Regions from separate parts of the Homo sapiens genome. Here region 2 is linked to region 1. The links are chromatin contacts, found by Hi-C or POLR2A ChIA-PET in ENCODE. All regions are on one chromosome and are shown on one strand. The core of a region is the stretch at or near the end of the contact, and the rest is flanking DNA. Distances in the headings are between cores, read along the strand shown.

What was found. A loop is a pair of places that touch in the nucleus more often than their neighbours do. ChIA-PET counts read pairs that join two places held with the same protein, here RNA polymerase II (POLR2A). Pooled maps may share reads with other maps.
Region 2: a loop to region 1 is called in a map with no recorded cell type, with 3 times the contacts of the local background. The contact joins two enhancer-like sites. A Hi-C loop is called at or near these places in 1 of 37 single-sample maps with no recorded cell type and 3 of 50 pooled maps. POLR2A ChIA-PET finds 5 or more read pairs at or near these places in 4 of 52 experiments (BJ, H1, activated T-cell and 1 more).

The regions. Positions count from the first base shown.
Region 1 is chr3:47,080,342-47,086,462 of GRCh38, reverse strand. SETD2 (SET domain containing 2, histone lysine methyltransferase) reads left to right here. Exons shown (of 21, transcript NM_014159.7): 11 at 149-268; 12 at 2,081-2,743. Among named protein-coding and RNA genes, the nearest start is that of SETD2, 81 kb to the left of the region's middle. RefSeq lists enhancers at 2,186-2,325, 2,210-2,711. Within about 2 kb of position 2,527, at least 3 of the 41 ENCODE cell types and tissues checked have a DNase peak (open chromatin) inside an H3K27ac peak, as active enhancers do.
Region 2 is chr3:47,137,454-47,143,826 of GRCh38, reverse strand. All of the region lies in intron 1 of SETD2 (SET domain containing 2, histone lysine methyltransferase), which reads left to right. Among named protein-coding and RNA genes, the nearest start is that of SETD2, 23 kb to the left of the region's middle. RefSeq lists a silencer at 1,454-1,553. Within about 2 kb of position 2,551, at least 4 of the 41 ENCODE cell types and tissues checked have a DNase peak (open chromatin) inside an H3K27ac peak, as active enhancers do.

The DNA of each region.
Region 1 (6,121 bases), core at 1,278-3,777:
TAATGAAAACAGAGTTTCTAGGTTTTTTTTGTGAATGTAAGTGAACCCTATAATGTGTAACGTATACATGAACTCTCCTCGGGCTCTTTGTAATATTCTGATATTGCCTCCCAATGCTCTGCATCGTGTCTCCCTTCCCCCATGAAAGAACACACACTCACAGTCCTGCCTGAAGTCCTTTCTGGAACGTCATGGGCTGTCTTTGTTGTGGATCTGGATGGCAGAGCTAGGTGACGGCCGGGAAAGTAACCAGAAGCTTCAGGAAGAGGTCAGTTCACATTTAGCTTGCTTGTTTCTTAAAACTGTTATATTGATTGCCTCGGTTGTGGATATGTGATAATATCAGTAATTATGAATTTAGCACTGTATCATTGGTATTAAATAATCAAATAATTTTTTCATCTCAGTATCATTCCTTTAACGTATCTAACCGTACATACACCTTGTTAGTAGTTTGTCCCATGGTTTTCCTATAGTATCTTTTTAAAGTTGGTACTACATAGCAGGGAACTACAAGAGCAAGATATAATAACAACAACATAGTTAAGTGAAAGATCCAGTTTGTTGTTAAAACCAGAGTTTTAAAAAGATGGGAAGTCATATAAAATTTGAACTGTGGGGTCTAAAGAATTGGTAAAGATCTGAATTCTGCATAACAAGAGTATGAACATTTTGAGGAATCTTTTAAATAAGTGTTTTAAAAGATCTAAGTAAAGGTTCATTGGCAGCATTATTAGTGGAGTTACGATGTCTTTACCTTTCTATGAAATTAATAAAATTTTCTAACTTTCTAATTTGTAATATAATCCCAGAGTCTTTTATTTAATAAAACACTTTTAAAAACAAACAAAAAGGAATGGGCAGATAAGTACTTGTTCTTGCCTCTGTCCTTCTCCCAGGAGATTTGGCTTGAGGAAATTGAGGAAGCCTTGGGGTTTCTGTGGAACTACATTGAGGAATACTTCAGAAAAAATTCTTGGATTTCAAAATGGGGGAGGTTGTCTAAGAATGAGGAGGGGATCTCTCTTTGCTAGACAGCTGTTTATCAAAAGCTGAAGAGATGTCTGCATTTTTGTGTGTATGACAGACATCATTTAAATATGTTGTTACATAGCTGCTAAGTGTATATCACAGACACTTGGTAAACTTTTTAAGAAAAGATACCCAGGATTGGTCCAGTAGTGTATATGTTTAAAAAGCTACCCAGGTTTAGGAACTACTGGTAGAGAATATTAATCAGTCCTATTTGATGTTGTGATTCTTGCTGATCAGTCTTATTAAAAGTTTTTCTTTCTTAAGGAAAACAATATTATGATTTTTAAATATGCTTGTGTTTACAGAGATGTAGTTCTTAATAAAGCAGTAGCAAAACTGCACTACTCTTGCAGAAATAATCTGAGTCCCATCCAGAAATTGAAAAAGTCAACTGTAGGCCAGGCGCTGTGGCTCAATGCCTGTAATCCCAGCAGTTTGGGAGGCTGAGGCAGGTGGATCACCTAAGGTCAGGAGTTCAAGACCAGCCTGACCAACATGGAGAAACCCCATCTCTACTAAAAAAAAAAAAAAAAGCTGTGCATGGTGGTGCATCCCTGTAATCCCAGCTCCTCGGGAGGCTGAGGCAGGAGAATCGCTTAAACCAGGGAGCCAGAGATTGCAGTGACCAAGATCACATCATTGCACTCCAGCCTGGGCAACAAGAGCGAAACTCCATCTCAAAAAAAAAACAAAATCAACTGTAGCCAGGTGTGGTGGCTCATGCTGGTAATCCCAGCATTTTGGGAGGCCGAGGTGGGTGGATCACTTGAGGTCAGGAGTTTGAGACCAGCCTGGCCAACATGGTGAAACCCTGTCTCTACTAAAAATACAAAAGATTAGCCAGGCGTGGCAGCTAGCGCCTGTACTCCCAGCTACTTGGGAGGCTGAGACAGGAGAATTGCTTGAACCCAGGAGGCAGAGGTTGCAGTGAGCCAAGATCATGCCATTGCATTCCAGCCTGGGTGACAGAGTGAGACTCTGTCTCAAAAAAAAAAAAAAAAGTCAACTGTACAAAGTGATGTAATTTTTTTTTATGTTTAATCAGATTATAAAGACTTTGGAACACTTGCCCATTCCTACTAAAAATATGTTGGAGGAAAGCAAAGTACTTCCAATTATTCAACGCTGGTCTCAGACTAAGACTGCTGTCCCTCCGTTGAGTGAAGGAGATGGGTATTCTAGTGAGAATACATCGCGTGCTCATACACCACTCAACACACCTGATCCTTCCACCAAGCTGAGCACAGAAGCTGACACAGACACTCCCAAGAAACTAATGTTTCGCAGACTGAAAATTATAAGTGAAAATAGCATGGACAGTGCAATCTCTGATGCAACCAGTGAGCTAGAAGGCAAGGATGGCAAAGAGGATCTTGATCAATTAGAAAATGTCCCTGTAGAGGAAGAGGAAGAATTGCAGTCACAACAGCTACTCCCACAACAGCTGCCTGAATGCAAAGTTGATAGTGAAACCAACATAGAAGCTAGTAAGCTACCTACATCTGAACCAGAAGCTGACGCTGAAATAGAGCCCAAAGAGAGCAACGGCACAAAACTAGAAGAACCTATTAATGAAGAAACACCATCCCAAGATGAAGAGGAGGGTGTGTCTGATGTGGAGAGTGAAAGGAGCCAAGAACAGCCAGATAAAACAGTGGATATAAGTGATTTGGCCACCAAACTCCTGGACAGTTGGAAAGACCTAAAGGTAAGGAAGCATCTTTTGTTCATTTCAACTTGAATTACTCAGGTTTAGAGTTCTACAAACCTAAGCAAAATTAACTACTTTTTTTAGCCATGCATATTTCTGAAAAATGGAATACTGTCTCTCTTACTGTTTTATTTATAAGTGTCTCAAACATCCTCTAAACCGTGGCAAGAGTCATATTAGCCAAACTAATATACAAATGTCTTCTTTTCTGTCACTTAGAAAAGTACATCACAATAGTGAGTTCAGTCATTTAAGTGCTCTTCACATTAAAAACAAAAATCCTTTGAGGAGCAAACTTAGGATTCTATTTGTAATGAGAAAAAATTAGTGTTTAAATTTATTGGAAATCAGTTGTATTAATGGAAAATTAAAAATAATTGGAAAACTAAGATAATTTAGCAGCTTACTAAAAATGATTGAATGTAAATTTTTATTTTAGAAAAACAACTTTATGGAACTAGTTCGTATTCACTTCTATTATTGTTTCTGAAATGGGCCTGCTTTTAAATGCCTATTTCTTTGGACAAAAGAGGAAAAATAGATCTGGAACTCTTATGCCTATTACATACATAATCTCTTGTTGAAGAATGTAGCAAGATGTGCAGGGTTTGCTTTGCAGAAAACCCAGACTGAGTCTTGGATAAACACAAGAATGAATAACAGGATAAACCTAGGAGAGGTGTGGTACATTTCATTTGTAAGTGATCTGGACTTGGGATCCACGTCTTGAGGACCCTGTGGGAACAGGTTACTTAACTAGCTTCTATTTTTCTGTTCCTCCTTTCTTCTGCCGGAGATGAAGCAACCAAATAAACCAGCAATCCTGACTCTTTGCAGCAAGATGAACACCTGAATCCTCCCTGCCCCTAATTATGATGACAAAGCTCACTCCATTAGATCCTGTGATTTGACCCAATGAAACTGGCCTTAAACACTGAGCAAAATGAGTAGTTGGTGGTTGTGTACTATGCTTCCTCATTTGCTGTGTTGAGACCCTTCTTTAAGTATGTTGTGGTTTCAGCTTTTGTTTACCCATTTGAGCTCTTACTCATGTTACTTTCATCACTTACAATTCAGTATAAAGTCAGCCTTATTATGTCTTAGGAAATCAGGCCTTTTTCTAAATATGAAAGGAAGAGTTCGTAGTAAATTTACTTATGAAGTCAGTATGTGAACTGCAGGAATCAGAATTGCAGTTAATTGAAAGAAGTGCTGGGATAGTCACTTGATGGATTTTTATTTAAGGCCTGCTTTGTGACAGCACAGGAGTCCCTAAAAGGAGTCCCTCTTGTGTTTGGAGGCTGCTAGTGGAGCCTGTAAAGAAGCTCAGTTAAGAAGGTGGAGATGAAGACAAGTACACAAATGGACACAGAAAAGGCCTTTATAGCTGTACTTTTATGGAAGGAAGAATAAGTAGGGTTGTAGACCAGTAGTTTACTTTTGCCGGAGAAGTCTCTGGTTGATGTTATTTTTTAAAACTGCTAAGAAGTAATCATTGTAAAGCTATCTTAAAATCTGGAAAAAGTAAATATTCTTGTTTCTTCGTATGATAGTGGGTTTCTGTAATTGTGATGGTATGAATTACTCTCTAGGATATACTTAACCCAATTAGATGTAACCATGGTAATTTAAACTCACACTCTGGACACACATTTGAGTCCTACAAAATTATTTCTTCCCCTTCTTCTTATCTTCCCCACTCCTATCTGAAACATCAAAGCAATTTTATATGTAGCTTGATGATCCTCTTGATTTGAGGTTTAAAACTTTATTTGTACTTAAAATATATCCTTCTTATCCTTCATACTTTGGATTTTTCCTGATTCTTAGTGTCAAGGGAGCCGTTAAGTAAAATTCTCCTCTCTTCTTCAAACTTTAGTTTGCTCTGGAATCATTACCCATCTAGAATTGTATTACTGAGAAATGTTTTTACTTGACTGTGAACTGTGATGTTTTGTTATACATTGGTGCTGGGGTTCTTAATTCATCCATCATTCTAATTAACATTTACTATGGCTCTGTTTTCAAAACTCTGATTATGGTGGTTCTTAAAAAAACCAGACAAACATAGATAGCATTTAACCAGAAGTCTGAAATCAGGAATCCATAATTTGAACATGTTTTAGAGAAACACATTGACATGATGTGATTACTGTATATCCATACGATCCCGGCATTGAAAGAGTTAACTACTTCTGTCTGACTTCCACCTATGTGTTCGAGTAGACATTGGCTGAAAAGAAAATGTCTTATTCAACCAACCTTTATTAGGCACCTATTGTCAAACACTGTGTTAGTTGCTGATCTTTAATTCCAAGATCGTACTAAAAAGCATTGGTCTAAGATTGTGGTTATGTGGTTATGGCCATTTCAAGTCTCCCCAGCCAACCGGGGGCCACCATAACATTGGTGGACATGTGTTCCGCTTGGCTTTTCTACACACTGGATGGAGTGAAGAACAGAAAGGGATTGCTTCAGATTCCTTAATCTTGGTTTTGCTGTGATGGCAGACTATAGGAATCATCAGTAAATGAAAGAGGGTGGGAGGGAAGGGAATGAAGCTTCATGAATTACTCTTTGTCCTCCCAGATCTGATGATGATCCCCCTTGTAACTTGAACCATTTCCATCTAGCTTCTCAGGGCAGCAAGGAGCTTGTTAACATCACCAGCTGACCATGTGTCTCCTTTTCTCAACTCCATTTCCAACTTCGTGCTGAAGAAAAACGAGAACCTAGCGTGCATTCTGTGAAGAAACAGGAAGATGGTTGGGAAGTTGGATGATGCATGAAAAATATAATAGGTGAAAAGAGGACAGAGGTGGTTAACTCACTGGCGCCGGCGTTATTTTGGTGCGTCCATTGCCGACAATGGATGTCGTTCCGGGAAAATCCCTACTCCTGGCGAGAAAGGATTAAGTGAGCTACTTTTTCTATACCTATATACACAGGACCACTGCCTTGACTCCACAAGGCTTACACATTTTGACTCCTAAAGTAGACCTCAACCAGAAACATCACCTAGCACATTGCCACTTGTGAGCATGTATTCATTTTCATGTGAAAATTTACTAGGCTACATTTTCAGCAGGGATATGTGCATATATTTCTGTTTGCAGAAGAAATTGTTGCATATCACCCTTCATGCTGAAAATATACCCTAGACTTCATAGGGCAAAACAGCTGGTTACCAGTGGTGACTAAGTGTAACTTGACTGGAATATCTTCATTCATTTGGATCATAAGAAGAGGAGGTAAGGTTCCTGTGAACTTGGCAATTTCATTTGCCATTAAACACCGAGAGATTGTAATGGTTAGTGATTCCAGAGCCTCTCTTATAAACACTTAGATTATAGGATGTGCATTTCTCCTTAGAAT
Region 2 (6,373 bases), core at 1,302-3,801, 57 kb before region 1:
AGGCAGGAGAATGGCATGAACCCGGGAGGTGGAGGTTGCAGTGAGCCGAGATCGCGCCACTGCACTCCAGCCTGGGCGACAGCGAGACTCCGTCTCAAAATAAAAAAAAAAAGTTCTGGTATAATGTAACTTGACATTTGAGATATAAAACCAATGGGATAAAGTTCTGATAAAAGTTTGTTTTATAGATCAACTAGCTTTATTATATGAATATGCAGTTATATACTGTTAGTATTTAATAATGAGCAACTTACAGAAATTAAAAAGATCAGTAGACTAGATAGCAATTCTAATCTGCAAAATGATGTTCAAAAATACTCTTATTTTTCTGTTTACCTTAAGAGCACAAAAGATATTTTTTGCAGGAAATGAAAATTTAGCACTGTAGTGCCTTATCCTAAAAGATTACAGATAGGTGGAAAGTGGATTTAAATATTTGGAATATTAGTGTTTCTCTCCTTGAACACAGCAGAATTTTATGTCTACTTTTGTTAAGGTTTTTTCCCCAATAAAGTTTTTTTGTTTTGTTTTTTGAGACGGGGTCTTGCTCTGTTGCTCACGGTGGAATGCAGTGGTGAGATCGTAGCTCACTGCATCCTTGACGTCCTGGGCTCAAGCAGTGGTCCTGCCTCATCCTGCTGAGTACCTGGGACTACAGGCATGCATCACCAACGCCTGGCTAATTTTTAAATTTTTTGTAGAAATGGGCTCTCACTATGTTGCCCAGACTAGTCTTGAGCTCCTTGGGCTCAAGTGATCCTCCAGCATCAGCCTCCCAAAGTGCTGGGATTACAGGTGTGACCCACCATGCCCAGCCCCAACTTTCATTTTTCCATTTTGAAAATAAGAAGCCAATGAGCCAGGCGCAGTGGCTCACGCCTGTAATCCCAGCACTTTGGGAGGCTGAGGTGGGGCAGATCACCTGAGGTCAGGAGTTCAAGACCAGCCTGGCCAACATGGTGAAACCCCATCTCTGCTAAAAATACAAAAAATCAGTTGGGCGTGGTGGCAGGCTCCTGTAATCCCAGCTACTCAGAAGGCTGAGGCAGGAGAATTGCTTGAACCTGGGAGGCGGAGGTTGCAGTGAGCGAGATTGCGCCATTGCACTCCAGCCTGGCCGACAAGGGCAAAACTCCATCTCAAAAAAAAAAAAAAAGACAATGTATATATGGTATTCCCCTTCCCCACCTCCCCCCACCACGAAGTAGCATACTAAATTTACTGTTTTGTTTCTTGCTTTTTTTCCTTAACAGTACATTCCGGAGCAGTATACAGAGATCTTCATTATGACCTTTTATTTTAATTAAATTAATTAATTAACTTAGATTCTTGCTCTGTCACCCAGGCTGGAGTGCAGTGGCACCATGTCATCTCACTGCACCCTTGGCCTCTGGGGCTCAAGCAGTCTTCTCACCTCAGCCTCCTGAGTAGCTGGGACTACAGGCGCACACCATCACACCTGGCTAATTTTGCTTATTTTTTGTAGAGGCGAGGTCTCACTATGTTGCTCAGGATGGTCTCGAACTCCTAGCCTCAAACAACCCTACTGCCTCAGCCTCCCAAAGTGCTGGGATTACAGATGGGGGAGCTACCACGTCCAGCCCATTATTATGATCTTTTAGATCAAAGTTCGTAATTAGAACTTTTTGAAGCTGCATACTACCACATTGAACGGATGTACCAGGGTTATTCAGTCACTGTTACAACCTTTTACTAGCACACAGATAGCCTTTTGCAGTTTATTTTAACCTTTTTCTGTATGAAATGATGGATAGTGGTGCATTCAGTGCATTGTAATTCACAATCATCCTATATTATCATTTGGCTTTGCCTTGTAAGAATATGTGTTTCAAGTGTTTTTTTTAAGGTATGGATAGCTTTTACCCTACTTGTAGTTGTGTTAGTTGACTTGAAACCTTTTCCTTCTATACCTCAGACATTAATTACAATGAAAAAAAAATGCTTAAACTCTTTACCAAAACCAGAAAATAAACAATGGCTATTTTTATTGCATTTAAGCTTTTGTTCCGTAAGAGTACTGAATTGTTTTTTAATGTGTTTTGATTTTGGTCGGGTGGTAACTTATGCTAGAAACTTTTTGAATTGTTGTACTTGGTATGTTTCTAAAATAGAAAGCAGCCCACACATTTTTTTATTTTTTCTTTATAACAAAAGAAAACTTACTTGTGAAACATGAAATAATAAAATTATTTTCAGAAGCATTTTTAGTATTAAGATGAAAGTAAGCAGTTATTTATGATGGAAAGAGATCTGAAATATGTATAAAAAGAGAGACCTTGTCTTTCTCATGTCTTTCCATTTAATCACATCACAGGTTTTATTTCTGTGTTTTTATTTAGAAGGTGGGTTTTTCAGAGCTAATTTGCATGAAAGGCTGTAACTTGAAAGAGCTGTTTTTGTATTCTCATTTAATGTGGTTAAGCAAGAGTAGGACAGGAAGGCTGACATAAGTACTTAGTCTGGTACAATACAAGATAGGTACAGTTTAAACATTAACCAACTGGGTGCAGTGGCTCATGCTTGTAATCCCAGCACTTTGGGAGGCTGAGGCAGGCAGATCGCTTGAGCCCAGGAGTTTGAGACCAGCCTGGGCAACATGGTGAAACCCCATCCCTACTAAAAATTCAAAAATTAGCCAGGCATGGTGGTGTGTGCCTATAATCCTAGCTACTTGGGAGGCTGAGGTGGGAGGATCACTAGAATGGGGCGGGGGTGGGTGGTGTGAGGTTGCAGTGAACCAAGATCATGACACTGCACTCCAGCCTGGGTGAGGGCAGTGAGATCCTGTCTCACAAAAAAACAATATTAACCAAGCGAGCTTAGAGTCTACAGTCTAATTATAATAGTCTAATTATAACAAGCCATCTCCCTCAGAAACCTATCTCATGTCTTTCTTCGTATTCGATACTTAGAATTTTTAATTTTAATTTTAATTTTTTATTTGAGACAGAGTCTCGCTGTGTCACCCAGGCTGGAGTGCAATGGCGCAATCTCAGCTCACTGCAACCTCCACCCCACTGGGATTCAAGTAATTCTTGTGCCTTAGCCTCCCGAGTAGCTGGGATTACAGATGACTGCCACCATGCCTGGCTAATTTTTGTATTTTTAGTAGAGACAGGATTTCACCATGTTGGCCAGGCTGATCTTGAACTCCTGACCTCAAGTGATCCACCCGCCTTGGCCTCCCAAAGTGCTGAGATTACAGGCGTGAGCCACTGCACCTGGCCAGTCAACTCTTTCTGTGTGATTCACTGGCTTGTACTAAAGATGAATTTCAGCATTTATGCATATTTATCTTTTGAGGCTTATTTGGTATTGGAGGTTTTCCTCTCTCACTTTTTGCTAATGAGGAAAACAAATGGATAATTGAAAAGATTAACTCAGAGTAATGAGTAAAATTACTGGAATTCAATTGAATACAATAGTCTTCAACACTGGGCTCTAAAATGTTCAGGTTAGGTCACCCAACGTTCCAACTTATGGGTTTTGGAAAAAGCAGATGGCTTTAACAGGTGAATATCATTCACTTTAGGTAGGTATTCTTGTGTATCTATTTGGCAGACAAGTAGAGAAACATTTCAGGCATAAATACAGTTGTTAACATTTGGGATTATAGTCTTAACCTTTCCTCACTGATTAGAATTCCGTAGTGACACATTTGAGATTAGCTTTTTAACAAAGTCACTTCTTGTTAGAAGTGACTTTTTTAAAGAAAATAAGTTAGCTTTACTCACTTGTGTAGTAATTCCACATTAAAATAAAGTTTCAGCTATTTTTGGGGTGTAAGAATAGTTGGTGAGTATGATCAAGTTATTTTTTTCTAGATTTAGTCGGTATATATTGATCAATAGGATTCTTTGTATGTTTGAGATACTATACCAGTTGAAGATGTGGACTTAAACAAGTGAGAAGGAGTGCTTGTATATCAAGTCTACTCATGCTAGTTCAGGTTAGCATACTTACTCCAAAGTGCTTTACCTGAAATTTCAATGTCTTTGATAAAGCAGTGTATCACTCATAGCTTTATTGACCACATAAATAACGTATATTTTTCATCAGTGTTTTTTTTTAATTCACTTGTCTTCACGTGTCCTTGTTCTTAGATGAGAATGCGGCAAATTTCATAAATTTTATGGCCTATATATCTTGCTTTTTCTACATGTCAGTTTTGAGATGTTTCCCTCTTTTCCTTTAAGAATTGCTTGAAGTGAGGAAGCTAAAAACTAGTACTGTTGTTAAGGAGTTTCTTTGATTCAAAAAGTAACGAGAATGTATGATAGGAACGGGAATGTTAGGCCCAGGGGAGATTATATAATAAGGACAAGATGTTGCCTTTGTCTCTTTGAAATTTAAACTCTATATGGGGAGACAAGAACAATAAATGCAAGTCAAGGCTGTATGTGATTGTCAGATTGTAAAGTATATGCTGTAGGAGTTGAATTTAGTAGTAGTATCTGGAAAGGTAAGAAAAGGATAGGAAAAGGCATAATAGTGCTGAGTACCTACTAGACATTCAGATAATTGTCAAAGGAAGGAAAGGCTTTAGTGGTCCCTGAGTGGATTAAGGTAGATATGGGGGTGATGTGGTATGTGTGTAGTGTGGAGGCTGAGAGGGAGGAAGGTGATGAAACGAGCAATACAAAAAATAATTTGAGAGCTTGGGCAAGATAAGTGAGCCCGTCTCTATAAAAAGTTAAAGAAAATTAGCCAGCTGAGGAGACTTGGGAGGGAGGATTGCTTGAACCCAGGAGTTCGAGGCTGCAATGAGCTATGATCGTGCCATAGCACTCCAGCCTAGACTCTGGGTGACAGTGGGTAACAGAGCAAGACCCTGTCAAAAAAAAGAAAAGAAAGAAAGACGTTGAACAAGACTGATCTAGATTTGAACTTAAAAGAGACCACCATAGCTATTGAGATTCCTTCTGGGGAGTAGTGTAAAAGCAGCTTAACTAGGTAGGAAAATGATAATCCCAGCACTTTGGGAGGCTGAGGTGGGCAGATCACTTGAGACCAGGAATTTGAGACCAGCCTGGCCAACATGGTGAAACCCCGTCTCTACTAAAAATACAAAAATTAGCCAGGCTTGACTGGGCGCGGTGGCTCACGCCTGTAATCCTAGCACTTTGGGAGGCCAAGGTGGGTGAATCACCAGAGTTTGGGAGTTCAAGACCAGCCTGACCAACATGGAGAAACCTCATCTCTACTAAAAATACAAAATTAGCCAGGCTTGATGGTACATGCCTGTAATCCCAGCTAGTTGGGAGGCTGAGGCAGGAGAATCACTTGAACCTGGGAGGTGGAGGTTGTGGTGAGCCGAGATCATGCCATTGCACTTCAGCCTGGGCAACAAGAGTGAAATTTCATCTCAAAATATAATAATAATAATAACACCTGTAATCCCAGCTATACATGGGAGGCTGAGGCAGGAGATTCGCTTGAACCCAGGAGGTGGAGGTTGCAGTGAGCTGAGATCGCGCCACTGTACTCCAGCCTGGGCGACAGAGTGAGACTTGGTTTCAAAAAAAAAGAAAGTGGGCCGGGCGCGGTGGCTCACGCCTGTAATCCCAGCACTTTGGGAGGCTGAGGCGGGCGGATCACGAGGTCAGGAGATCGAGACCATCCTGGCTGACACGGTGAAACCCCGTCTCTACTGAAAATACAAAAAAATTAGCCAGGCGTGGCGGCGGGCGCCTGTAGTCCCAGCTACTCGGGAGGCTGAGGCAGGAGAATGGCGTGAACCCGGGAGGCGGAGCTTGCAGTGAGCCGAGATCGCGCCACTGCACTCCAGCCTGGGCGACAGAGCGAGACTCCGTCTCAAAAAAAAAAGAAAGTGATAATACTGTAATCCCAGTACTTTGGGACACTGAGGCGGGTGGATCACCTGAGGTCAGGAGTTCGAGACCAGCCTGGTCAACTTGGCAAAACCCCATCTCTACTAAAAAAAAAATAAAATTAGCTGGGTGTGGTGGCGGGTGCCTGTAATCTCAGTTACTTGGGAGGATGAGGCAGGAGAATTGCTTGAACCTGGGAGGCAGAGGTTGCAGTGAGCCAAGATCGCACTATTGCACTCCAGCCTGGGCGACAGCAAGATTCTGTCTCAGAAAAAAAGAAAAATTTATAATAATGTCAGATATTTATTGAGTGCTCCATATCTTCTAAGTGGTGTTTTTGGCAGTTAAATGCAGCTGTAAACAAGATAAAACCAAATCTCTGTCCTAAAGAAGCTTGTATGCTAGTGGGAGGAAATGGGCATTACATAAAATATTTATAAATAAAAAATAAACAACCAACTCTTATAGTAATAAATACTAGGAAGGCTGGGCGCGGTGGCTCACACCTACAATCCCAGCAC